Linked DNA regions of Homo sapiens: region 1 is linked to region 2. A link is a contact called in ENCODE Hi-C or POLR2A ChIA-PET data. All regions are on one chromosome and are shown on one strand. The core of a region is the stretch at or near the end of the contact, and the rest is flanking DNA. Distances in the headings are between cores, read along the strand shown.

Region 1 (2,700 bases), core at 68-2,567, 290 kb before region 2:
GCCCGCGCAGATGACTGGGGAGCTGGCCGGCATGGGCTGGTACGGAATGGTCATGACTCTCCCTTGCGGAGACTGGGAGAGCGTCTCCAGCATGACCAGGCAAATCTGCTTGACACACTCGGTGACAGACTGCGGCACGCCAGCGATGGTGATGGCCCGCTCGGTGGAGTTGGGCAGCATATCCCCCGCCACCTGGACCTGCGCCCCCGTACTCTCGCGGATCTCTTTGATCTTACACCCGCCTTTCCCAATCAGGGAGCCGCACTGGGTGGCCGGCACCACCAGCCTCAGGGTGACCGGGGGCCTGCTGGCCGCGGTACTGTTGGTCATGGAGCTGTTGATATCTTCCTCCAGCTTGTCGATGATCATAGCGAAAGCCTTAAAGATGGCATTGGTGGGGCCGGTCAGAGTGATGATTCTCTCCGGACAATTCCCCTCCGAGATGTTGATCCGCGCGCCACTCTCCTCGCGGATCCTCTTAACCGACTCCCCTTTCTTCCCAATGATGCTTCCTACTTCCTTTCCGTGCATAAGAAGCCGAATGGTGAGAGTCACATTTAGTCCACTTTCAGTCACACCGGCATCCATGGCGAGCGGCGGGCGGCGTTCGGGGGAGTTGGGCTCGTTACGTGGTCAAGTCTTTGGCGGCTGGCGGGGGGAGGGGAGGTGTAGGCCCAAAACTGCCGGCGCGAGGCGAGCGAGGGCCGCGGGAGCGAGCGGGAGCGGGCGGGAGGCCGCAGCGTAGTCGCAGGGGCGGGCGGCGGCGGCGGAGGGGGCGAGCGGGGCCGGGAGCGGCGGGCGGGCGGGTGGGCGAGGGCGCGGCGGTGGCGACTCCGGCGGCAGCCTCGGCGGTCTGGGCGGGGCGGGAAGCCCGCTTTCAACCCCGCGTACCCTCTGACCCCGGAAGTGCTTGCTGCGCAGGACCCCTTGAAAAAAAATGAGGACCCGTCTTTTTTAGGTCACAAGATTGCGCCAACCCTTACATGGTCCTTAAAAAAAAAACCTTCTGACACTGCAGTAGTGAAAATGAAGCGCACGATGGGCGGAAGCTGTGAGTCCGGCAAAGTTTTAAAATGATGACGTATTTTATTAACTCTAACGGCACTGGCGGGTGACTGAAAATACTAGTGCTGTGTATGCGGGATAGACATTATTTTCCTGCCCTACATGAGGGGCTCGTGCGCGGAACGACATGGGCAGCCCCGGCGGAAACTGCAGGCACAAGCCGGGACGCCGCGGGTTTAAAACATGCGCGTGAGGTGACCAGAGCGCGTGCGCGAGGGTGTGGGGGGATGGGAGGGGCAGCAGCCCTCTTCCGGGGGGGAGGGGCGGCGAGGCGAGGCCTGCGGAGCGGGTGCGCGCGGGCGGGCACGTGGGGCCCTTTCGTCCCCGGCGTCCGGGCGCCCTGCATGGATCCCCCACCCCAGCTCCTGCTCCCCGGCGGCGGCCGGTGGGCAGAAAGACCGAAACCCACTCACGGCCGCCTGCCGAATCGCGGCTCTGCTGTTTGTGGGGCGTGCTAGAAACGTGGTCCTAAAAAGAATGGCGTCCATTTACATAATGCTTTGTTTGCGTTTCGCAAGTTTCTTTCGGTTAAAGCCACAGAAACCCCACCTCCTGCCCTTGTGTCGTTTCCACCGCGGCACCCTTTTCCGACATTAGAAACAATAGTGTACGCCTGTGGAGGCCTCGTTTGTTCAGGGGCTGCCGGCCAGGGCTTCAGGACGTTTCTGCGGCTTTCCCCGCGCGGCCTGGGCTCCCGCGGCTGCTTTTCGGGCCCATGGGCGCAGCCACTGCGCCAGGCTCAAGGGGGGCGGCCCCGTCAGGGCCCGCCATCTTGGAAGGCCTTTTTTGCCGGTTCTTCCCGCTGAGGAAGTGTCGCTCAAGACGCTGGCCTATGAGTTGTGATTTCTGCCTTTTCCCCTTCCTCCTTGGGCTAAGCCAGACCAGAAAGGGCCCCGTGCGCAACGTGCTTCACAATCTCTCAGGGAAAGCGGCTAACGTGGCGCTACTCCGCCTCCCCTGTTCCTTACCCTTGGGGCGGCCGCCATGTTTCCTGAACACAAAATGGCGACACGTGGTTAGCATTCGTCGCCAACGAGAAATTGGGGTCGGCCCGAAAGCTCTAGAATGCACCCCTCTTCCTCCCCGGGGCCTTCCACCTCCGCGAGTTTTATGACTTAAAAAAGCCCACAGGCTGGTCTGAAGGTCGGAGGCCTAATTTTAACGCGTTTTCCTCCCTTTAATTTGAAACGGGAACGCGAATGACTGTAAAATGTGGGCACAATATTTAATCTCTCGCCTTTTTAAAGCTTAATAGTGGATAATAGGGGGGCAGTATCAAGGGATAATTTGGGTCCCCACAGTACCAAAGCATTTAGAAACCTCTGTTTAATTTAAGGAATGAGATAAGTTACTGCTTTTCTAGACTTCCTAGCATGGGCTGTTGTGCTGGAGAGAACGAGAGCTACGAAGAGACTACAGTGCCTCTGACTTTTTCATAGGACAGTTGGCCGGTGAATCTTATTAATAGTTTACCACAATTAAGTGTTCATTTTTAGTCTAGAAGGGACAGGCGTTTATTGTGCATTGGCCAGTGCCAGCACATCCGATGCAAGGCAGTTCACCGTATTCTATCTTTAATTTTTACCATGGTCCTCTGAGGTAGGTGTTCTTATCTCTCTCTCTCTCTCTCTCTTT
Region 2 (2,700 bases), core at 38-2,537:
TAAACTGAAAAAAAAGGTGGGTCCTATGCCTTTCTCTTTTTATGAAAAAGGGAAAAGAAGAAGATACATAGATTCAGGACAATGTTCTCTTCAGAGATGGGCAGCAGCATAGAACAGTGGCTTGAACTCCAGCTCTGGAATCAGACTTGAGGCAGCTGATCATGCAAAGATGAAAGGAAAGTGTTCTAGGAATTATCTAGAATCCTGAATATACCACTTAATAGTTCTGAGACCGTGGGCAAGTCAGCCAGCCTCACTCACTATACTTTACCTTCTCAACAGTAAGACAAGCTTCTGTCAGGATTAAAACAGATAACCCATGGAAAGCATCTATCTCTATGTCTGACACATAGTAGAGCTTAATAAACATTTTCTATTATTGCTACGGTTGTTGTTACTGTTAGCAACATTGAGGCTGAGTAAAATGAATTCTTTTTGGATAGAAAGATGGTCTCATGGTCAAGTGTTTTTACCCAAATCTCAAGGAGATTCTAAATAGCAGCTAAGAACCAGGGGATACTTCTCTGGCCAAAAGTCTACTGAGACAAGGTCTTGGGGGCAGAGGCTAGGCCAGGTAGTTTGTGGTGCACATAGAATCACTGTACCTACCCAGCATGAAGGTGTTGGCCCCCAAGGAGCTAACTGGAGGGTAGCATGCTGGAAGACACTACCAGTGTTATAGGAGGCAAAAAGAAATTATTTAGGTAGACATTTAGGGTAAAGTGAGTCCCCAGCAGAAAACTTTCCTTTTAACAAAAAGCAGCTCAAAAATAGCTCCCTTTCTAACCACACACAGTTAAAAAAAATCACTTCTCTTCTAACAACAAGTAACCTGAAAGTTCAGGCTGTAAAATACAGATAAGACAGCTCAAGCACAGAAGAAGGGGTGGAAGTCTCCTGGGTAATTGCCAAACTTCACACTTATACAATGGGCCCCAGTAAAACAGTGGGTCTTAATAAGCACATTCCTTTCCCTTTAGGTGCACTAAGATAGAGAAACTAAAAGCAGACTCATGGGGCGGATGCCTGCAGCTGCAAGAAGATGTATGGGAACAGACACAGAAACTCTCCCTCCCAGATAAGCAAGACAAAGAAACACAGACTAAGAGTCAGCCTATGTGGTCAGGGAATGGGATAAAAGCTGATAAAAAAAATTCTGCTCTATATAGATAGCACACTTGGTCGCAGCTAAACCATCAGGCCCTAAGAGGATAAGACATCCCCTCCTCATGAGGCCCCTCCTCCCTAGACCATTTATAAAAACCCTGACATTTTTACTACTGCTTAGCAACCTGCTCGGGACCCCTCTCTGTGACTGTGAGCTGTTCTGTTCTTTTGCCTATTAAACTCCTGCTCCAAACTCACTCGATGTGTGTGTGCATGTCCTTGACCTCAATATCTGGTCGTGTGACCAAGAACCTCAGTATTCACCCCAGACAACAAGGCTGCTTCATTTTGAGGGCTCGTCTGGGATTTGAAGGTGACTTCATCAGAATGGTGAGTAAAGGAGCGGACTCTACTTTCACTTCCGAGGCTTCTTGTCCTCCGTTTTTATTCTCTCAAATAACTATCAAAAACACCGGGCATCTGACAGCTGATTAAGGAGCCACAAGGGCTGGCCACCAGTCTTGAAGACTCAGATGTGAGGCTTGCTGGGGAGGACCTGCCCTCAGGGTGCCGGGAATGTTGGCTGTGTCCAAACTAGTTTCTTTTCACAGAAAGCCTGGTTGTTGTATGGGGCTGGAATAGGTCCTGGAGCAACTGAGAATTTCTGGCCAGGGCCACACCCTGGTGTTATTCAAAAGGCTCCTGGACTGACCCCAGCCTCTGATTGCCTGACTGGGTGTCAGCCATAGGATCTCCAAGTTTTCCTATTGCAAATCTTATTTTCCTCCTTTCCTTTCTGCAGTCACCATGTCTCCCATCTCCTCTCTGTATGCAATGCTGCAGGAATTTTTATAGCCCAGGAAATAATTCAATTAGGCAGGTTTAGCAACCACCGTAGTAACCAGGAATGCAGGTTAAGGGATTGCTGTTTTTCTGACTTTTTACAGACAGGGGAATTCCATGATCCAGATCTCAAAGACTATTTAACTCCTAATGATAATACTTCCTGGGGTTGGGTGGGAGGTTATTTTCCCCCCAGTAAATGCCCCTCTGTCCACTTAGGCTGTTTCTTTTCCCATGTGAGGAACCAGCACTGTCCAGTCGGACCGGATAGCCCCTCTATGAGGCAAACTAACTTTCTCCTGTTAGGAGGTATGCTGTGGGGACAGCATGCCACAGGTCAGACTTCTCTCTCCATCCTTTGTTTAAAGAGCATATGGAGGCAAAGTTACTGCCTGGTATTCCACTAGCACCACCTAGTAAAATGGGAATCCTCTCCATGAGGAATCTTGTCTGCCCTTTGCTAAAAGTCTCTGGCTTTTCAGTTCTCCTCCCTTTTACATCCCTCTAATAGAGACCAAACCTTATGCCCCCTCTGCAAGTGGGAGAACTCTGCTTTCAGCAGCAAGGAGGAACATGTCCTCCAAAACCAAATTTTAGTCTCAGTACTCTCTCTGTTAGCAGGAAGGCCACCATTTGACCCTTACGTTCTCTGAAGACACCCATTCTGCCTACAACTAGAATGGCATCTAAATAGAAAGGGGATTTTATGTCTGGAAGTTAACCGGAACCACCACCTAAGAATAAATCCTC

What was found. A loop is a pair of places that touch in the nucleus more often than their neighbours do. ChIA-PET counts read pairs that join two places held with the same protein, here RNA polymerase II (POLR2A). Pooled maps may share reads with other maps.
Region 1: a pooled map shows a loop between it and region 2 (2.7-fold over the local background). The contact joins the promoter of PCBP1-AS1 here to the promoter of SMANTIS in region 2. A Hi-C loop is called at or near these places in 2 of 50 pooled maps. POLR2A ChIA-PET finds 5 or more read pairs at or near these places in 2 of 52 experiments (GM12878 and OCI-LY7).

What each region holds. Positions count from the first base shown.
Region 1 is chr2:70,085,632-70,088,331 of GRCh38, reverse strand. PCBP1-AS1 (PCBP1 antisense RNA 1) reads left to right here and starts at 1,317. Exons shown (of 11, transcript NR_033872.1): 1 at 1,317-1,354. PCBP1 (poly(rC) binding protein 1) reads right to left here and starts at 855. Exons shown (of 1, transcript NM_006196.4): 1 at 1-855. The coding sequence starts at 588. It also overlaps a transcript of ASPRV1 not described here. RefSeq lists enhancers at 1-433, 1,639-1,848, 1,889-1,978, 2,119-2,258 and silencers at 769-828, 1,279-1,428.
Region 2 is chr2:69,797,585-69,800,284 of GRCh38, reverse strand. SMANTIS (SMARCA4 interacting SWI/SNF chromatin remodeling complex scaffold lncRNA) reads left to right here and starts at 1,287. Exons shown (of 3, transcript NR_164155.1): 1 at 1,287-1,497. All of the region lies in intron 3 of ANXA4 (annexin A4), which reads right to left.